Regions from separate parts of the Mus musculus genome. Here region 1 is linked to region 2. A link is a contact called in ENCODE Hi-C or POLR2A ChIA-PET data. All regions are on one chromosome and are shown on one strand. The core of a region is the stretch at or near the end of the contact, and the rest is flanking DNA. Distances in the headings are between cores, read along the strand shown. Region 1 holds the start of Kcnma1 (potassium large conductance calcium-activated channel, subfamily M, alpha member 1). Region 2 overlaps Kcnma1 (potassium large conductance calcium-activated channel, subfamily M, alpha member 1).

Region 1 (5,288 bases), core at 1,508-4,007, 40 kb after region 2:
ACAATTTAATCCAACGAATCAAGAGGCAGATATTAAGAAAACTGGGCACGATTCTAAAGGAACTCACAGTACCAAAAAGAGCTTGATGCTATTCTGTTTTGACCTTCAATCTTTCCAATCAACCACAATCATCTTTTACTCCAGGGTCTGCATTGAAACTCTCAACTGTGTGCACTCCACTAGTCTTAAAGCTAAAATATATGTAGAGGAATAGGTACGGATTGTTGTTTTGTTTTTTTTTTAATTGTTGTTACACAAAACCTTTTTTCTGAGAAAACTGGCAAAAGCTATTCTGGTCATTATTTAGAAAGGGGATTCTTTATGTAAATTCCTTAAGAGACATTTCATGACACACACTATACCAGCACAGGGTACCCCCTAGAGTAAAAAGATGCTAGACGCTCCGCTTAAAACCTTAGAAAGACAAAAAGGACTCATTATGACCAAATTTGTTCACTTTCTGAAAACAGAAAGTAGTTTTTTTAAAAAGCCAACCCAAGTCACTTCCATATAGAAAGTAACTGAGATGCGTGCAACTAAAGATAGTCACCAAGTCTCAGTATGAGAGGGAGACACTCCCAGGACAAGCTGAAGATGCAGGAGAAAGAATGGGTGAATGTGATTCTATGATCAGACAGAGACCATCTCTGGGTCTGGCTATAGGAACCTTGCTTAATCTGAGGGCTTCTCTGGAAGGCCATCGGTCTTTCTCCTTGAAAAGGAAGGGGGAACCTCCATCCTCAAGAAGGGGACTCTAAACAAAGCTCACCTGTCACCATTGGAGGCTTTCAGAGCAATGCCAAGAGGAAGCAAAGAAGGAAGGGTGGTTTTTTTCTTTTTCCTCCCTTATTCCAACACACCAGTATTTTCCAAAACACAAATGTGCTGCCACAAAACACAGCTGAGCCCAGCACCTACGGTGATGTATAATTAATGACAGAGAGTGCTTCGGTTGCCCTTGGGTTTCATAGCCTTCCCCCTTAGCCTAACTCTTCTCTTTAGCAGCTGTACGCTGCTACAAGTTGCTGAGCCCTGTGACTTCTCAAGGGGGTCCCGGATGAACTTTTCTAGAGCAGGTGTGAACATTTGGGGACCAAGATGAGTGTCTTGCACAATCCCCCTAGAGATATCCTCTGTCCAAAAGTATGGGTGCTATTCTGTCCTCTTGGATGAGAATTTCTCTAAAAGACTGCACCCAGTTCAGCTCCTCTTTTTTCCCAGTTCTTTCTTTTATTCATTCTGTAGTTCTCGCTCAAACATTGCCCACCCCCGGTCCACCGCCCCCCAGCAAGTGCTAGGTGGTGGGCAGGGACCCCTCTAGGGAGATGGCCACAGCCCAGGAGTAAAGCCTAGCAACCACACATCTGAGATGTGAGTCCTAACACTGTGGGCGACTCTGCCAGGAATAGCTTAAGACGACTTCTAGCCACATCAAGTGCCAAAAGGGGGCTTAGTGAAGCAGAGGTCCCTTGGACTCTTAGGAGTGCAGCCCTGGTGCTACAGATTGGAGCTGCTGGCTGTATTTGTGGGGATCCAAAGTTGATGGCCTGGGAGGGGAGTGTAGAGGTGGCAAAAGTACTTGGGGTAGGGTAATGTTCCACAAAGAAAATGTAAGGGATGGAGTGGGCGGTGACATCAGACTTGCAACCATGCCACTTTTAGAAAGTGACTCTCCATAGATTGACCCCATTCTAGGATGGGTCTTCCCAACTTTTTATTGATCCGTGGGCCCCCACTTTCTCCATGATTTCCCCCCCAGAATTCCCAGATGCAAAAGATTTTCTCCCTAGCTCAAAGGATTCCCCCTTCTTTGGGACCCCAGGAACTGATTTCCTCAACAACAACAACAACAACAACAACAACAAAAGTATGAGCTGATCTGTCCCAACTAGTCCACCGTGAGGAGTCTGGCCGCAGCCAGTGAGTGGTGTCCCGCACGCACCCAGGGTCTTTCAGCTTCCTGTGTCCCTGCAAGGTTCCTTCTCCACACTCCGCAACAACGTGCCCAAGAGACACATGTCCCCCCAACCCGGGTCCGGCCATAGTCACCAATAGCCCTACAATAAACAGAGAACTAAAGCGGGGGTCTGCGTCCTGGAGCGCACCTGCTGGGGTCAACTCCTCACCCCTGGCGCACAATCCGAGGGCACAAGGAGAGGGGAGGGAAGGGCAAGCGGCGGGGACAAGGCTGGCAGGGACAGCAGGAGGCAAGACACAGTGCGGAGCTAAGAGGTGGGCTGCGGGGGACGCCGAGAAACGGCTGGGATGGCGCAGGGGCGGGCGCCCGGGGCGCGCGTTACCTTCGTCTTGCCCCCGCAGTGGCAGCAAACGGTCCACAGGTACTTGAGCGTCCGCCAGAGCAAGATGATGAAGAGGCCCCCGAAGAAAGTCACCATGGAGGAGGCCAAGAAAGCCCACCACATGCGTTGGCCCCGGCTGTCGCACGGCACCTCCATGGTCACCGGTATGATGAGCGCATCCATCTTGGGCTCGTGGACCGAGGACGAGGAGGAAGAGGAGGAGGAAGAAGAAGAAGAGGAGGAGGAAGAGGAGGAGGAGGACGCGTCTAGGCTGAGATGGTTCGCGTGGATATTGCTGCTCATTCTAAGACCGCTGCCTCCGCCGCCGCCGCCGCCGCCGCCGCTGCTGCCGCCGCCGCCGCCGCCACCGTTTGCCATAGCTAGCAATGGGCGGCAGGCGCAGGGGCTCGAGGGAGCTCCTCCCGCCGCCAGCGCCACCCCGAACACCCATCAACAGCCATGTTGCTGCTACTGCTGCCGCTGCCGCCGCCGCCGCGGAGCGCCGGGAGGGGGGCGGGGAGGCGCCTGGGCTCGGGGCGCTGTGCGCGACCTGGCAGGGTGTGCGGAGATATATACAGCCAAGCGCCGCCGCCCGCCCTCCCCCGGGCTGCCGGCCGGCCCGGGGGGGGGAGGGGATGAGGGAGGGTGGCTCCCACTCCCCGACCCCGGCCCCGATCGCCCCCGGGGCTGCGCGGAGCACCGAGAGCCCAGGGGGCGCCGCGGGCGGTCCGCGCCCGGGGTCTGTGCCTCCCGAAGCTCCGTGAGCGCGATCCCGCGTACCCTCGGCGCCGCCCGGCCCGCCTGGCGTGCGCCACGCGTGTGCGCTGCGCCCGGGCCCGGGGTCTCCCGCCCGTCCCCGCACAGCTCTCTCGGGTGATGAGGCGACAGCTCCTTAGGATCGGAGAATCCGCGCCCTCCCGACCGGGCGTGCCCGCGCCACCCTTCCTCCCCGGGGCTGCGCTCCGCTCCTGGATCGCCGCCTCCTGTGCTCGCGGGGCCGCGGCAGGTTGGTTGCGGCGGTCTGCCCTGCCTCCGCGGCCAGCTAGCCGATGCTCTGCGGGACCCCTTCGGGCCGGGTCTCTGTGACCCTGAGCTTCCTCGGCCTCCGCTCGCTTCTTCCTCCTTGCCTCCTCGGGCTCCTCCTCGTCCCCGTTCTCGCAGCCCGAGCCTCTTCGGCGCGCGCCCCGCGCGCCCCGCAGCCGCCAGCAGTGGCAGCTGCAGCAACTGGAGCGGGCGCGGGCTCAAACAGCCCGAAGCGGGAGGGGAGGAGGCTTACCGGGCTAACTCGCCTCGGCTTGGGGCTGTGTAGGGGCAGCAGGTCATTTGGCAGTGGTGGGGCATGCGGCCCCCCATCTTCCAGGATGTAGAGTATAGCGCCACCAGCCTAGAGGTAGGACTTTGCAGGTGTTGCGCCCCTCTAGGCTCAGCAGGGTACCAGAAGGGGAAACCACCAGGTGTCTGGGGTAGGCCGGTTTTCCCAAAGGGGCCCCTAATAGGGAGAGGAGTGGCTGGTTGTCAGCTAGATTCAGTGGACTTATTGCCCCTAGATTCTAAGGCTTGGAGACTAAGGAAGACCCTAGCCAGTACAGTACACCTGCTGACAGAGAGTTCACTCTTTCGTTTCCAAGATGCCACGTTGTGAGTTGCTGATGAACAACTGGGGCATCTGGAAGTCTGTTGGTAGTCTGTGACCTCTGACAGCTGCAGGTGGGTTTGTTGGTTGTTGTTGTTTGTTTGTTTGTTGTTTCCTTATTAAGCAAAGATGACAGCAGCCTGGTGGTTGGTGTGGAACAAACTGGGTAGAAAAGGAGGTTTCTTAAAGGGCTGCTTCCTAGTTCTTTAGACTCGTGTGGGAAGGGCAAATGGATGACGGGTACTCTGCATTCAGGCTTGCCTTTCTACATTTCTGGTCTCCCGTTTCTCCCCTTTAAAGGGAAGGAGTCCAGGATTGTTCAGCAGCCCCTGTCCCCCGCCCCACCCCCAGTCCCCCTATCGTTGCACACAGAAACTTCCTCCCTCTGGACACTTCTCCAGGCTGGCAGCTGGACCACAACTTTTTCCTGTGCTAATTAAAACCAAGATGATCACTCTCCCCTCACTGCCCACAGTGATTTCCCCAAAGTTTCCAGCTCATTAGTTATAGTCTAATTGGAATTCTCAGGTTCCTTTCAAGACTCTTCATATGGTAAACTGGCCCAAAGGAGCCTCCTTACCTGAACAAGCTGTCTCGACCTAAATCATTGGTCAGCCACACCCTGGCCCTAGGATACAGAGGGCCAAAGAAGGCCAAGCCTGGCAGACACTGAAAATATGTGAGTCTCAAATTGGTTGGTACATTCCTTGGGCTCAGTATACATATCCATTAGAAAAGACTTAAGGTCAAAATCACCTCCCCCATAAAATAGTACACAACAGAAGGCCAGCAAAATGGCTCTGCTGGTAAAGGTACTTGTCTCCAAACCTGACCCCCTGCGCCTGATCCCTGAAATTCACAGAGTCAAAGGAATAAGCTAACTCCTGTTAACCATTCTCTCATGTCCATGTGCATGCTATGGGGCACACTCACATTTACACACACAGAAAGGGGGGTGCTAAAGAAGAGAGCAATAAATGGTGTTTTCTAGAAGCAGAAATTGCCTCAGTCTCCCCTTCAGCATCATCCATCCTTCTGCACTCAGAGGGCTGCAACACAATCCCCATGCATTCAATGGCCCTGGCGCTTTTCCAACATCCTGGGGTAGTTGAACTTTGAAAGGCTGGGGAGAGGTGCAAGAGGCTGCGGTACTGAGATTCCTTTATTGGCCTTCTCACCAGCTGGGTCTGTGCCTTGACACAAGCCTGAGGGACTTTCCTTAAGTCCAAGAATTAACATTTAAAACTCATAACATTCATAGCATAAGTCAGCAAAGGACAGGTACTGTCCTGCCCCACCATGGGTCATCGAGCCTTCAGAATGTATTCCCATAGGAGCAAAACTTGAACCTTTGC
Region 2 (5,306 bases), core at 620-3,119:
AAAATTCTAGATGATGAATCCACTGAAGGAAGCAGTAATCAAGGAGAAAGAGCTGTTACAAATTGTGTCTTTAAGCAGGGGGATGCCTCATCTAGCATATGAGCAAGACCTTGAGCCAGGAGAGGTGTGTAAAAGTTAAGTCTGGTTCATCCTCCCAGACCCCTGTGCCCAGAAATAAGACTCAGACTCAAAATGTATTTACAAATACCTAGATCATATAGCTAGGCTCTTCTCTACCTAGAATCATAACTTAAGATAACCCATTTATTTTAATCTACATTCTGCCATGTGGCTGGTTACCTGTGCTCAGGTACCAGGCATATGTCTTCTCACATCTTTCCAGGCAAGTCTTCCTGTGCCTGGCTCTATGCCAGAATTCTTTCTGCTCCTGGATGTTCCATCTTCTATTTTCTGCCTAAGTCATAGGCCATTGGCTTTTTAATTGATAGGCACATTCATAGAATATGCAAGATGTTCTCTCTACAGAGGTGTTAACCAAAGACTTAGAAAATGAGGCCAAGCCAGTTTCGCTGGATTCTGAACTAATGCTGGGTTCTCATCAGTGCTCTCTTTGTATGGAACCCCACAGTGCTAAGCTGTGTCACATGTGTATGGAGCCTCTAGAAAAGACAGAGATAATATATGAAGAAGACAGGAGTCTAGCAAGGTCAGGAGCAAAGCATTTCCTCCTTCTTTGTTTGGAACCAACCTAGGTCTCTTCTTTCCAGAAATCCCTCACGTTCCTTCTTTTATCTCTTTTAGATCCTATGGCCCAGTATTCTCAGCATCTGAGCTTCTCTCCTGGGCACAATCCACACCTTTCTCCAGAACCTCATGAGTCAGGCTGCAACTCCATCAAGTGACAAAGGATAAACATTCTACCCAAAGTTTTCAATTTCTAGACCTTTAGTAAAGATAGGACAATGTAATCTGAAAACAAAACAGCCCACTACTGAGAGCTGACAGCCTCAAACCTTGTCTAAAGGCCTTAACCAATCTCCCTCTGCTGGGTAGCAGCTCCCCATCTATAAAGCAACAGGCTACAATTCGTTCACCCCAAGACCCATTCCCATTCTGGCATCATATGATGAGGAGTATGTCAAATGAAATTGCGCATGGTAATTGTAGCTGAAAGGTAACAGTGGCCATGACAAGCTCCAAGGACTCCCACCCCAAGTGAGTCATTGGGATCACAGATGACAATCATTACTATTAATATAATAATACCTTGAATTGAATTTCCATTTATACTGCACTTTTATACACATTATCTCATGTAATCTTCATAAGCATCCTGTGAGAGCAGCGGGAACTATGTCATTTCTCTTGTACAAAAAGAAAGCTAAGTTGGACAGACATTTGATTACCAGTGCCACTATTTAGCCCCAGAACATGGGTCATGACATGCCTGGTGCCATCTTGCTATCATAATAGCCCATAACACTCATGATACCATCCATCGCTCTGTCTTGACAGGATTTGGCCAGGCTAATTCACACAGGGAAAACAAGAAGTGTGCTCCTTCATCAGAAAGGTAGGCATCCAAAGAGTGCCTAAGCTGTCTCACACTGTCCATCCAGTGGACCCCTGGGAGCACCATCCCCTCAGAGAAGAGATGAAAACACCCTAAATTTGCTTCCCTGTGGCTCAAAATAGAACCGATGAGACACCACAGCTGAACTCTTGCAGCATGAGATGTCTCAAAAAATAACAAAATAAAGAGAAACAAGAGTGTGAAGGAAAAGCCCCGATTTCAGTGCTAGTACCCCACATAAATGACAAGAAAAGAAGGATGACCAAGTATGGATGAGGGGACCAGCTCCCCACAAAGATGCCAGGTTTCAAGCTGTTCTGTCACACCGTGATAGGACAAGTTGGCCAAGCCTTCCCACCAGTAGTAACTCTGTCACCTTCCACCATTTGGCTGCTCTTTGTAAAGGACACGAGACTAGTTCCACTCTTGTCTCCCTCAAGGATAGGAAATATGCTCCAGCCAGCCTACAGTTTCCCATCCGTAGGCAGCCCAGTTCTCCCTCACTCACCATCAACAGAGCCTGTCTGTCCAGGCAGACCTAAAGTGGATGGCCACTGACTGTCATACCAGAAAAGGCCAGTCAGTGAGAATGCTTGGCCACTAAGCTGGTGTGGGTAGTTAAGCATCGAGCTTCCCATAGGATAAGTGTCTCCCAGACATCTGTCTCCAGGGTTCCAAATAGAGTTGAAAGCACTTATGTTACCTCTGTGCAGAACTGTGAGGGCATAGTGCAACCATACTGGAAGAGACACTAAAAAATTTCTAAGTGCCACATAGACACTAAAACACCAGGGCAGACTGTGTGCCTGGGGTCAAGACTGATGGCCAGACACAACAGTGGACTCCACTCCTCTGGCAGGTGGATCATGGTCCTGGCCTGGGGGCTATGGAGCTATGACTGTACACACACACATACACACACACACACACAGAGAGAGAGAGAGAGAGAGAGAGAGAGAGACCACCTCTCTCTTTTCCTTCCTACAGACAAGGACCCTAAGTGTACTAGAGACCTAGACAGGGCAGATCTCCGGACAGCAGGAGCCTGCATCCTCCACTAGATGCTTGAAGAATGCCCCGCCAGGAGCATCTACTCTAGTAAGAATAAATGGTGTTAAGAAGGTGGCATCCACTCTCTTATCATGTTTTGTTCCTGAAGTTAAGGATCATTCACTAAAGCCATTGTGTCACCTGGCCTAACCCATTAACTCAACAGGAGTGGTTGCCAGAAAACAAAGTGTAATTATGAATCCAATCAAACAAGAAAAGGATTTTCATAGAAAACAGTCAGGCTTCCTCACACTTCCTCAAGCCGGTAAAGGCATAAAAAATGAGACTCTGTGAAAGACAAACCCAGGTACATGGATCCAGAGGCCAACAGTTCCCTACTCTGTCTGCTTTTAGCCTCTCTGATGATTAGTCTACACTATACAGAAGCATACTTCAGACCTACAGTTTACCAGGTCTCATTTTCTCAAACAACCAGACTTTCACTCCTAGCTACTGACTTCTTGTCAGACAAGCCAGCGTTCATGATCACACTGTCGAATACCCCTCTAACATTAGCAAGCCATTCTTCAAGGAGTCAGAAAGAGAACATTAACGGGGGGGGAGGGGGGGGATAACAAAGACTTGGCAGCTCACACTAGAAAACAGAAACAGATTTTAAAATGTTTTGTTGTTGTTATTTGGGGAATATAAGGGTAGAACCCAAGGCTTCATGCATGCTCAACAAGCATTCGACCACTGAGGTATACCCTCAGCCCCTATATTGCTTGGGACATTGGAAAAGGACATACAGAACCAATGCAAAATGAAATGACACACAGCAGGCATCTCACTTATCAGATTGACAAACATTATAATGATGGACGGCCTCCCAAGTTTTATGTAGTGTAGGGAGATGATAATCATTTGTACCAGCTGCCAATAGGGACACCTCTCTGAAGGTCAATTTAGTCATGTCTATCAGCATATAACCAGAAAATCACTTTCAGTTTAGTCTACTCATCTCCTAGAAATTGACCCAACACGTAACCTGGTGCATGTGCGAAAGGACTCATGTGCAAGATTAATCATTGTTTGAACTGCAACAGATGGAAAACAGCCACAGGAGGACATCAAACAGATGAAAAGTCTACAAGAGCTGGTTCTGCAACACCCAGGGGTGGGGAAGGAGTCAGCAGGCGCTCAGCATTCACAGGCCCTCCAGTCAGGATGCTGCAAGGCAGCCTTACCCTGAAGACACTCCAGGAACATGATTCAGTATCTGACAAGGTGCGAATGTGTCTCCATGAACTTCCTCACTGCTGTGCTTATTTTAAGCACATGGAACATTAGCCGTAATGCAGACAACACGGCAACAGCTGTGTTTCCCTCTTCCTCACTGTCCTGACGTCACAGTCAGTAAATACAAGCTCCAAAAATGAACAAGCCATGTCATCCCCAGCAGCATGCTTCGAAAGACCACACACACCTTCCCGCAGATGAAGGATTCTGAGCCGTCCCTCAGAACATCCCTCAGCACAGACTGGCTAGTTAGCAATCTAGAAGCAGAGGCAGGCAGCTGAGCTCACAAACAGAAGTTGATCCCCAATTCAGCAGCAACCTTTCAAGGGAGAAATTTTGCAGTATCTGTTAGAATTAGAAGAAACACCCACCTTTCAACTTAGAAGTGCCTCTCCAAAAGAAGGTACCAGGTGGGAAGGCACGTACCAGCAGGCTGTTCAGGTCCCAGCATTGCCTTTGTGGGAAACGGAGGCCACCCTGCAACCAACCACTGAGAGTCCACTGAAAGGGGAGTGAGGGCTGGTGCTCTTGCCCCGTGAAGATTCTGTGGTTGTTGGGAGGAATAGAGAGCCCAGTACAATTAAATAAGAAACACGATTGCCCTCCTCCAATCCCTCCTCCTCTAAGCCTTCATTCCTACTGTTTTTTCTCATCTGTCCTTGTCTCTGCTTTCTTGATTCTGCTCCAGGGGACCAGTCTTGACCAGATATCATCCTGCCTCCTGACCTTGGCACTGACCCCAAGACTCCTTTCCCAGAGATCTGTGTGGCTTTCCCTCTGCCTGTCCTTTTGTCTCCATAAGAACCTACCTCGGGGATTCCCACCCTTAAATGCCCAACTCAAATTAAAAGAGGGAGTAAGATGGCTCAGCATTTGGCCTTCAAGTCTGAGGAAGATCCTAGAACCCAGGTAGTAGAAGGAAAGAAATTCATATTGTTCTCTGACCTCTACACACTCACAGCACACACTTTGTGACCTCCCCCTTAAACACACACATACACACACAGTAGTTAAATACATACATACATACATACATACATACGTACATACATACATACATGTAAAGAAAATAAGGGTGTCTTCTCCTCCTTGGTTTTTCTCTAAAGCACTCACTAGCATGTTAGACCCTCTGCTGAATGCTGCTTTTGCCCTCCGGACTGTCAGCACTGTAAGGGAAGGGACCTGTGCCTATCTTACTCTCTACAGAATCCCCAGCACCTAGCACAGAGCGGGTGGCATTCAACGACTCTCGCTGGCTGAATGGCAAGCCGGCAGAACTATCTCAAGCCTGAGGAAATGAATGGAAGACTCTAACAGAGGGTCCCCTTAGGGAAGGAGGGATATGGCCTCCAGGAGCCACCAAAGATGAAATAAGGCTACAACGTATTAATATTATGGCTTACCAACTTCCCTGACTGTACAGGAGGCATGAGAAAGCAAAGTATAAACAGGAGTAAGAAGAGGCAGAGGAGGAACATGGGCT

The links. Hi-C counts contacts between places; a loop is a spot of excess contacts on that map. ChIA-PET counts read pairs that join two places held with the same protein, here RNA polymerase II (POLR2A).
Region 1: a map of gastrocnemius shows a loop between it and region 2 (2.3-fold over the local background). The contact joins the promoter of Kcnma1 here to the enhancer-like site in region 2. A Hi-C loop is called at or near these places in 2 of 37 maps with a recorded cell type or tissue (both gastrocnemius). POLR2A ChIA-PET finds 5 or more read pairs at or near these places in 1 of 5 experiments (embryonic stem cell).

The regions. Positions count from the first base shown.
Region 1 is chr14:24,001,448-24,006,735 of GRCm38, forward strand. It overlaps Kcnma1 (potassium large conductance calcium-activated channel, subfamily M, alpha member 1), which reads right to left and starts at 2,758. Exons shown (of 28, transcript NM_001253364.1): 1 at 2,301-2,758. The coding sequence starts at 2,678. It overlaps 4930519K11Rik (RIKEN cDNA 4930519K11 gene), which reads left to right and starts at 3,544. Exons shown (of 3, transcript NR_131107.1): 1 at 3,544-3,690; 2 at 3,848-4,007; 3 at 4,234-4,390.
Region 2 is chr14:23,962,778-23,968,083 of GRCm38, forward strand. The region is part of intron 1 of Kcnma1 (potassium large conductance calcium-activated channel, subfamily M, alpha member 1); the gene reads right to left. Among named protein-coding and RNA genes, the nearest start is that of Kcnma1, 39 kb to the right of the region's middle. Within about 2 kb of position 1,870, at least 1 of the 3 ENCODE cell types and tissues checked has a DNase peak (open chromatin) inside an H3K27ac peak, as active enhancers do.